Linked DNA regions of Homo sapiens: region 2 is linked to region 1. Evidence: chromatin loops called from intact Hi-C (ENCODE). Cell type or tissue: natural killer cell. All regions are shown on one strand.

Region 1 (5,000 bases):
CTGCCACCCAGGCTGGCTCTGCCTCCCCCAGGCTGGGATTCATCACCCGTGCTTGGTTCAGTAGCCTTTCTGGAGACTGCATCGTGCCCCAGTCCTTTGGGGTCCCTGAACTTTGGGGGTGCCAGAAGTGATGCATTCCATTAGAAACTAAAGAACCTTGAGTTACTCTCGGAAGAGCTCTGGTATGGAAGGCAGAAGACCGAGGCATGAATTCCAGCTATGCCACAGACTCACTGTGTGACTTTGAGCATGATCTTTCTGGGCCTCAGTTTCTCCATCTGCCCTGCCTCTTCCCTGCCAGATGTAGAAAGTGCTCCTTAACTAGGGGCATCTATGAAATGGGAACAACAGCGATTTCTAACTCAAGGTTGAATGAGATGAATCAAGGAGACAGTTGCCTCAGGGCCTTTGCACGGCTATTGTCGCTGCCTAGAATGCTCTTCCCCCAGACACCCACATGGTTCTTTCTGCTTTCTGCTTAAATGTCATCTCAGGGAACCTCCCCTGACCACACAGCTTAAAGTACTAACACCTTCCCCAAATGCCTTCTCTCCTCCTCCTAATTAATTTTTCTCCAGAAGTTATTATATGATCACTGGCACACACTGTATGCTTTTATTTTGCTTATTATCTTTCTCTCATGTCCAGAATATAAGTCTCATGAGGTCAGGAATTTTTGTCTGTTTTGTTCACTGTTGTGATCCAGCACCTAGCACACAGGTGCATAGGAGATGCTCAGTAAATATATAAATGAATGAATGAGTAAATAATCCATGTAAAGTACTTAAACTGCAGCACCCAGCACTAAGTACTTAATGCATGGTACTTGTTGTTGTGATGATTGTTGTCACCAGTGGGTGATGGCAAGGAGTTGGATCTTGTCTTTGAGACAGTGGAGCCCCACCTCCTCCTGGGAGCCTTCCAAGACTACTACCGTCCAAGCCTACCACACTCACTCAGAGCTACAGGGGTTATTGCATGGGGCAGCTGAACCAGCCGTTGACTTGAAATCAGCCAGTGTGGACTCCAATGGCAAGGTTACATCCCCTTGCTAAGCCTCAGTTTCCTCAGCTGTCAATGAAGGTGAATACAAGTACCTACCCCATAGGATGGTGTGGCCTAAAAGAAGTGGAGCATCACCAGTGCTGAGTGCAGTGCTGGTTGCATGGGGTGGCCATTGGCTGTAATTCCTGGAACTCCGGCACATGAGCTCTGTGTTCTGTTCTGGGGCCATCTTGCCTCATCCTGTGGCCTGTGAGTCCCTGGAGGGACTGGAACCTGGTGCTCTTGGTCCCTTGCTACCCCAGCAGCCTGTGGTCAGACCTGGGCCTATAAGGTGGAGATGCATCCTCATGGCAGGGGGATTGACAAAATCGAGACTGTGCATTTGCGTACTGCCAGTCACAGACACCAGGGGGCGGCCTGGCTATGTGTGCGGGGGGGTGGGGAGGGGAGGGAGGGGAATGGGGCTGGGGCATAAGGTGGGGTGGGGTGGGGTGGGGTAGGGTAGGAGGGATGGTAAGCAGGGTTAGGGGTTTGCCCTGGCTGGTAACTTTCAACGTCCCTCTTCCAGAGCCCACCTTGTCTTGTTTTGACAGACAGGGAGATGTCTGGTCTATCTTCCCATCTGTCAGCTGTTTTTTGAGTTCTGGTTGGGAAAGAGCCCAGGAGACCTAGGTTCTTCAGCCTGGCTTTGCCACTCACTTGCTGCATGACCTTGGGCAACGACCTTTCCCTTTCTGAACCTCAGTTTCCTCAGCTGTCAAATAGAAAATACCAGCCATAGTGTCCCATCATGTGGTAGGTTCCAAGGTTTGTCTCAATTTTGTTTTTAATCAATAAGTGCATTCATGCCTGCCACAAAGTATTGCCTCCTCTTCCTCCTAATTCCTTCTTCCTGGCTGATGGCCGATCTCACCCTATTATACATGTTGCCCTCTGTTGGCTGGCAGTAGAACTACAGCTTCCGATACTGCCCTCAAGTGCGGCTCAGGGGAGGAAGGAAGAGGTGCCGGGGGAAGGGTTTGAAGCCCAGTGTTACCGATCAATTCACTTATTCAGCTAACATTTATTGAGCCCTTACTGTATACCAGGCCTGGTGATAGGCTCTGAGAACACAGCAGCGCAAATGATATGGCCCATGCCTTCAAGGAGATCACAGTTACTTGCAGGTTTGCACACCTGGGATTTTCTTTGGCGTGTCCCATGCTCCTTCCATCTGACAGTGAGTGTAGTGGTTAGGTGCGTGGACTCTGCGTGTTGGGATGTCTGAGTTCAAATCTTGGCCTTGCCATTTACTAAGTGCCTGGCCTTGGATAAGCTATTTCACTTCTGTACCTTTGTTTCCTCGACTGCAAAATAGGGATAATAATACTACCCACCTCATAGGGTTACTACAAAGGTTGAATTAGTTCATATATCTAAAGTAATTAAAACAGTGCTTGATCAGTGGTGCATAGGTGTCAGCTAAAATAATATATAGTAAATATTTGTTGAGAGATAGAGGGACCAATATGTACATTTCTCCTACCATCCCCAAGGGGGTCTGATGTGAAGGTCAGGTCAGTTAAGCTCATTTTGCAATTGGCATTTTCCATTCGGAATGTCCTCACCTGCCTCAGAGCACAGAGGTTCATTTTCACCCACCCTTGGCTGGTCCCACAGGGTTCTGGGTGAAGCCTGAGCTGGGTATCCCAATTACCAGCAGGGTAATGGTAGAAGCAAGATGATTAGCTCAGTCTCTAATGCAGACCATGTGTCAATGGCGGTGCTGGCAGTGCTTGTGGTTATGGTGTTGATGGTGGTGGTGGTGATGATGGTGTTGATGGAGATACTGGTAGTCTGATAGTAGTGCTGGTGTCAATAGGGATGGTGGTGATGGTGGTGTTGATAGTGATGGTAGTGATTGTAGTGGTGATGACGTTGATGATGATGCTGGTAATCAGATAGTAGTGCTGGTGTCAGTAGTGACGGTGGTGATGGTGGTAGTAAGAGTGGTGTCAATAGTGATGGTGGTGATGGTAGTGGTGGTGGTAATGATGGTGGTGCTGATGCTTGTAATGGTGTTGATTGTGGTAGTGATGGTAGTGCTGGTTATGGTGTTAGTGGTGATGATGGTGGTGTTGGTGGTGGTGTTGATGATGTGGATGGTGGGGATGGTGTTGATAGTGGTGATGGTGGTAGTGGTGGTGATTCCAGTGGTATTAGTGATGGTGGTTGATAATGATGCTAGTGGTGATGGTAGTGATGTTCATGGTGATGATGGTAGTGTTGCTGGTGATGGTGATTATGGTAGTGCTGATGATAATGGTGGTGTTGGTGTTGATGGTGGTGCTGGTAGTGATGGTGGTGTTGATGGTAGTGGTGGTGGTGTTGATGGTGGTAACAGTGATGCTAGTGGTGACTGTGGTAGTGTTGATAGTGGTGGTGCTGGTGATGGTAGTGGTGCTGGTGGTGATGATGGTGGTGGCGATGGTGGTAGTGCTGGTGGGAGCTCTGGGGTTTGGTTCAGGAGACCTAACCTCTTCTCCTGGGTGAGCTCACTCTTCCAGCCACAGCTACCATCAATGTTCTGGGACAGGAAGATGGGATAGAGTCTCCCTCTGAACTCTCCAGAGACCTTTTTTGAACCAGAAAAAGGAAGTCATCATTGGAACATCAACTACCCTTCCTTATCCTGCCTGTAAGAACTGTGAGGTAATTTTTTCTCTGTGCCTCAACTGCCTCATCTGGGAATGGGAAAAGGGAAAAAGCATCCTGGTCCTGAACATGTTATTTTTGTCTTTGAGAATCTGATGAAACCTGACCCTCCTCCTTGGGAAATGCAGATAATGTGTGTATATGAACACACACACACACACACACACATACATACACACACACACACATACATACACACACACACATATCCCATAATTCCACATGGGATTTGCGGTTCCCAGCTCTTCTTTAGGTCCATGGACTCTCATTCTGTCCCCACGATGGGCTAGCCTCTACCTCCTCTGCCAGCTCTGCCATCCTGAGGCCCACTCTCCAGAAGCCTGAGCTGGGACTGGGCAGTGGTGCCAACAGCATCAGGAAGCCTGCTGCTGGAGGGCTGCTCCGGGCCCCGCCCAGCCTCCCCCTTACCCCTTGGCTGCACCACAAAGGCTGTTTGGGCTCCGGGGTCTGTGGAGGGCTCTGCCAGCCTGCAGTAGACGGGGGTTTGGGTGCCACAGTGTCAGTGGCAATGGCGTCTCTGGCTGCTGATGTGGGAGAGGTGACTTCACACGCAGCTCCTCCAAGAGCACGGCCTCCAGTGACTCAGTGGAATCAAGGAAAGAGATTTGCCACCTCTCACCCAATGGGGGGAGGCAGGGGTAGAGGCAAGCAAGAGGAGTCCTCCCCTCAGGAGGTGCCAGACCCCACTCCTTGCATATGGAGTTCAGGGGAGGGGCAGCAAAGAACGGGAACCCTTGAGATCTGAGTTCCAGTCTACCTCCAGCAAGAAGCCCTTCCTGTTCACAACACAGTACGGAGCATCTGCGCGCCCCAGGAGCCCTGGGAGACGAGGTTTGCTGTCTTGTAGGAAAAGGCCCAGGGGCCTTGGTTGACTTGGCCAAGGTCCCATAGCTAGGAAGGAGCTGAGTGAGGCTTGGGCCAAGTGCTACCTCCCAATGCAGTGCTCTTTCCAGAACCTCACGGCCCTGCTACCCACTGGCTGTGGGACCGGGGACAATCTCCCTCCTTTCCCACCTGCCTCCTCTGTAAGGACTCTTCGGGGACTTTCCAGCTCTGGCCTTTCAGGACTCCCCATTTTCACTGTCCCTCTGAGGCGGCGGGTGGTGGGTGATCACCCCATTTAACAGACGAGGAACAGGTCCAGACGGGGAAGCAACTTGGCTGAGGCTTCAGGGCGAGGAAGTGGCAAAGCGGGGCTGAGAACCCAGGTCTGTGGACCCCCAGCCACAACATCAGGGGCCCCGGCCGGACCCAGGCTTCTAAGAATGCAGTGCTGGTCC
Region 2 (5,000 bases), 130 kb after region 1:
CCACTCCTGCTGGCGACTGCTTTAAAGGACAGCCCTAGCCTGCAGAGGTGTGATGGGGATCTACTGTGGGAGAAGGGGGGCTTCCTGGAGGAGGGGCTCCTGGACTGGGCTTCACAGGACAGAAAGCATTGCTGGCAGAGGCTGTCCTGAGCTGAGGCTCTGAAGAGTGGGGGGCAGAGAATATTCAAGAAATACTGGGAACAGCAGCAGCAGGAAGAAGTGGTAGTGGGTGGGCCCTGGGGCCAGCAGCCCTGCCTTCTTTTCTTTCTGGGGCCCCTCTGACCAGCGGCTGATCTTTGCTACCTTAAATCAGGGACTTTCAAAAGGAAGGGGCCTCAGTGAGCAGACTGTGCAGAGGGGAAACTGAGGCGTAGCAGGACTGGGCCCAAGGTGACGGAGTGGGTTAGAGCCAGAGCTCCCCACGCAGCTCTTGCTCTGGGTAACCGAATGAAAGAGGCTTTTTCTGAAGACCATCTTCTTTCCTCAGGCACTGGAACTTCTGTCCTATTCCCAGTGTGAGAGCCCTGGCCCTGTGGCTCTGAGACTCTCTGGCGCCCTGGCCACGTGGGGCCGCCTTGGCTCCCCTCTCCCCTCCCTGGCAGTGGCTCCAGCGTTCCACAGTAACAAGGAAGCTATTTCCGAAGTGCTGTTGGACTCCCCTCCTCCGGGAAGTCTGCCCTACGGAGGGCAAGGGAGCATGTGGTGGGAGCGTGGGTTCCGGGGTCAGATTACCTGACCCACAGCCTGGGTCCCGGAACAGGCGCTCAGCGTCGGTCTCATGGTGAAGCCTCGGTGGCCCCGTCTAAACAATGGGAACAAAAGGGAAAGTGTCAGGAAAAGAGCCCTGGGCTTGGAGTCGGGGGATCCGGGTGTGAATCCTGCCTTGCTGCTCAGGCTCTGTGTTCCTCACACGACTTCAGCATCCTGGCCTCCACACCCCGGTCTCCAGCATGGGGATGATAGTTCTGCTTCCTTTGGGCATGAGCAGAGATAAAAGCGATGGTCATGATGGTGGTGACCCACGTGACTGGAAAGTGTCCACACCTTAGGCCAGCACCTCAACCCACAAAGACAGTGTGATGGGGACACCGCAGCTCGGGGTGGGGGAAAGGAGTGTGACTTGAGTGAGGCCACCAGACTGCAAGTGACAGGACCCGTCCTCGAACCCAGGCTGGCTGTCAACCCCGCCCTCTTCCGCCAGGCCGCAGGAGTAACTGTAAACACTCTTTGTACATGGTGTGACTCAGAAACAGGGGACTTTATTCTCCTGTGACGAAAGTAACAAGGCCTGAGGTTTTGCACCAGCCCTATTGGCTCCCTTCAAGCTTGTGGCTGACTAAAACACCCAGATCCTTTGCACTCAGGCTGTTGTCGGATCAGTCTGTGGTCCCCACGTCCACCCGGCAGGCTTCATGCCTGTTAAGATTCTTCTGCTCACTTGTCCCCCAGCTCATCCACATCTCCCTGCCATTTCCAGTGGCCTCAGGAGCAAGGACAACATTTCCTCCAAGGCCTGTTAGGGCTGAGGACTCGGTCTGGAATTGGAAGCTCTGGCCGTACTGGGCCTGCCCTCCTCAGGGTAGCAGTCAGGTGCTTTCCACAAGGCATCTCCTCCCCATCCGCTCCAGGCCCCACCCATCCCACTTGCCTCGTTCACGTGACTTGCCCCATCCCCATGGGCATCTGAGTTTGCAGCCCCAGCTCCAGCTAAACTCGCCCCCAGCCCATGTTTTCCCCTTTGTTGCCAAGGGCCCTGGGAGGCAGCAGTGGGGGCCTGGCCAGAGACCAAATGGTCTTATTCCTGCCACCAAGTGTCCCATGGATTCCTGGTCTGGGGCCTCATTGGAGGAGAAGGTGGGGCTCCCTGGTTCTTGGTGACTGGCTGAGCCCCTGTGGCTCCCAGGCCCCCTGCTTTCTTTCTGAGGCTCCCAGATACCTGTTTGAGCTTCCAACAGGGATGCGTAGGGAGCTTGGGGGCCTACAAGTACCAGAATCCATTGCGTTCCCATTCTGAAAATCAGAAATCAGGCCCATGCGAGGCCTCGGGCTCTGTCCCCTCATGCCCTACAGTGGTCGACAGGCTTTTCCCACTTTTCGAGTCCCCAGCAATCACTTGTTCAGGCCCCAAGAAGCGCAGTGAGTTCTGTTTTACCTCCCACCTACATCTTGCCTCTTCTCCCTCTGCCAAACTAGAAAACGCACATGTCATTCTAGACCCAAGGCCTTAGGCAAACCTTCTCCTCCCCCTTACCCCCTCCCACATTTTTTTTTTTTTTTTTTTTTGAGATGGAATCTTGCTCTGTCACCTAGGCTGGAGTGCAGTGGTGTGATCTTGGCTCACTGCAACCTCCGCCTCCCGGGTTCAAGCGATTCTCCTGCCTCAGCCTCCCAAGTAGTTGGGATCATAGGCGCCCGCCACCACGCCCGGCTAATTTTTGTACTTTTAGTAGAGACGGGGTTTCACCATATTGGTCAGGCTGGTTTCAAACTCCTGACCTCACTCAGGTGATCCGCCCGCCTCGGCTTCCCAAAGCGCTGGGATTACAGGCGTAGCCACCATGCCTAGCCTCCATCTTTTCTAAAGGGTCCCAGGTCCAGGAAATCCCACCCCTTGTTCGGCGTGTGGCCTCCAACAAGCTTCCTCGCCTCTCCGCAGTTGCAGTTCTCTTACTTGTAAAAGAGGGCCTGGCCACCCTGCCTGACTGGCAGCCTCCCACCAAGTCACGTGAGGTAGAATGGCCGTGACCGTGTTAGGGTTGATCAGCCGAACCCTGGAGTGCACAGTCCTCCAAGGGAGCCGTCCTTTCCTCGGGTCAGCCCTGGAGAAGCTGCAGCCACTAGGGGGTGCGAACAGGGACGTTCCCGGGAGTGTTGCATGTAAGGGAACTAAAGGGGAAGCTTGAGAAGGACTGAAATGTGGGTGGAGAGGACTGCGGAGTGAACTGTGCCTCCAGTGGCCAGCAGGAAAGAGGGAGAGCAGCGTCATTCTCGCCATGCTTGTTGAATCCCTTCCGTAGCAGGGAGGATCCCCAGGGTTTTATGGGAACTCCGTCATTTCTGTGGGGCTGGATTACTGTCCCCATTTTGCAGATAGGGAAACTGAGTTTGAGCTCCAAGGTGTGCTACTAAGAAAGCAAGTTACAGAATGACACACCCGGACTGAGGCTGTTCAAGAGAGTTCCATGAGAAGCCTACTTTGCGTTTTCCATTCATGGAAGATGAAAAATGTCTGGAAAGAAACTGGTCACGGTGGGGACTCTGGAGAGGAGCTTAGAGCGGTGGACAGAGCCTTATCTGTAATGCTTTTATTTTTGTAAATATTCACGTGTTGCTTGTGAAATGTAAAATTAGTAATTAAAAAAGTGTGTGTGGCGGGGGAGGTCCCTGCAAGCTTGATATCACTCCAGAAGTGTCCCTCGGCCTCAGCAGGCCGCAGGAGGGTGGGAGCCTGGCCACCTTGACCCTCCCAGCACCTCTGAGTCCTCGGATGTGAGGCTGGGATTCTTCCTGTGTGGGCTCTGGCAGATAGGGAGTGGAAAATGCTGGCAGTTTTCTCCAGGTGTGACATCTCGTCCCCTGACCCCAGCTTCCAGGCAGAGATGGCTGTCTAGTCCCTCATGCAAGCCCCCTACACCTCTGCCCAGCATCCTGGTGGAGTTATTTTTCTGCCTGAGGCCCAGAGAGAAGAAGGCATGTTCTGGGGATCCCAGAGTGACTTAGGGCTGGAAAAGCCTGCAGTCCCCTCCTGGGGCCACCTCCCATTGTTCTTGTAGACATGGGAGACAGTGTGCAAGGCAGGCTGGGATGCTGGGAGGCAGAGGGTGGCAGTGCTCCTGGGTTATCTCCCTGCCTCCCTTGGGGGCATGAGCCACTTTCTCATGTCTGTTGCCTCAGTTTCCTTTTTTTAGATCTAGGGTCCTTGTTCCGTTGCCCAGACTGGGATGCAGTGGTACAATCAGCTCACTGCAGCCTCCACCTCCTGGGCTCAAGTGATCCTCCTGCCTCAGTCATCCCAGTAGCTGGGACTACAGGCTTGTGCCACCCCACCTGGCTAAGTTTTTCTTTTTTCTTTTTTTTTTTTAATTTTTGTACAGACAGGGGTCTCGATAGTTGCCCAGGCTGATCTCAAACTCCTGGGTTCAACTGATCCTCCCATCTCAGTCTCCCAAAGTGCTGAGATTATAGGCGTAAGCCACTGCACCTGGCCCTCAGTTTCCTCTTCTGCCAAACAGTGTGTTGTAGAGGTTTGGATCACCGTGTGTCGTAGAGGTTTGGATCACCACATGTCGTAGAGGTTTGGATCACCGCGTGTCGTAGAGGTTCAGATCACCGCGTGTCATAGAGGTTCAGATCACCGCGTGTCGTAGAGGTTCGGATCACCGCGTGTCGTAGAGCTTCGGATCACCGCGTGTCGTAGAGGTTCGGATCACCGCGTGTCATAGAGGTTTGGATCACCGCGTGTCGTAGAGGTTCGGATCACCGCGTGTCGTAGAGGTTCGGATCACCGTGTGTCGTAGAGGTTCGGATCACCGCGTGTGGTTGAGGTTCGGATCACCGCGTGTTGTAGAGGTTTAGATCACCGCGTGTTGTAGAGGTTTAGATCACCGCGTGTGGTTGAGGTTTAGATCACCGCGTGTTGTAGAGGTTTACATCACAGTGTGTTGTAGAGGTTTAGATCACCGCGTGTTGTAGAGGTTTACATCACAGTGTGTTGTAGAGGTTTAGATCACCGTGTGTTGTAGAGGTTTAGATCACCGTGTGTTGTAGAGGTTTGGATCACCGTGTGTTGTAGAGGTTTAGATCACCGCGTGTTGTAGAGGTTTACATCACAGTGTGTTGTAGAGGTTTAGATCACCGCGTGTTGTAGAGGTTTAGATCACCGCGTGTTGTAGAGGTTTAGATCACCGCGTGTTGTAGAGGTTTGGATCACCGTGTGTTGTAGAGGTTTAGATATGTGGGGTGGCACATAACGACCATTCTCTGTTCAGAAAGTCTTTTGA

The links. A loop is a pair of places that touch in the nucleus more often than their neighbours do. Peaks named below come from ENCODE experiments on the same cell type or tissue, not always from the same donor. Only the 100,000 strongest peaks of a DNase experiment are listed, where the experiment ranks them.
Region 2: a loop joins it to region 1, with 4 times the contacts of the local background. A loop is called at or near these places in 3 of 110 quality-filtered maps.

The regions. Positions count from the first base shown.
Region 1 is chr1:25,034,289-25,039,288 of GRCh38, reverse strand. No RefSeq gene overlaps it. Among named protein-coding and RNA genes, the nearest start is that of LINC02793, 4.4 kb to the left of the region's middle. RefSeq lists an enhancer at 4,768-4,827. In natural killer cell, CTCF peaks have their summits at 1,554, 1,756 and 1,972 (motif pointing left); DNase peaks (open chromatin) are centred at 1,418, 1,948 and 2,978; H3K27ac peaks cover 2,409 bases.
Region 2 is chr1:24,907,572-24,912,571 of GRCh38, reverse strand. The region is part of intron 3 of RUNX3 (RUNX family transcription factor 3); the gene reads left to right. Among named protein-coding and RNA genes, the nearest start is that of MIR6731, 9.3 kb to the left of the region's middle. In natural killer cell, CTCF peaks have their summits at 2,518 and 2,739; DNase peaks (open chromatin) are centred at 541, 1,251 and 1,601; H3K4me3 peaks cover 676 bases; H3K27ac peaks cover 5,000 bases.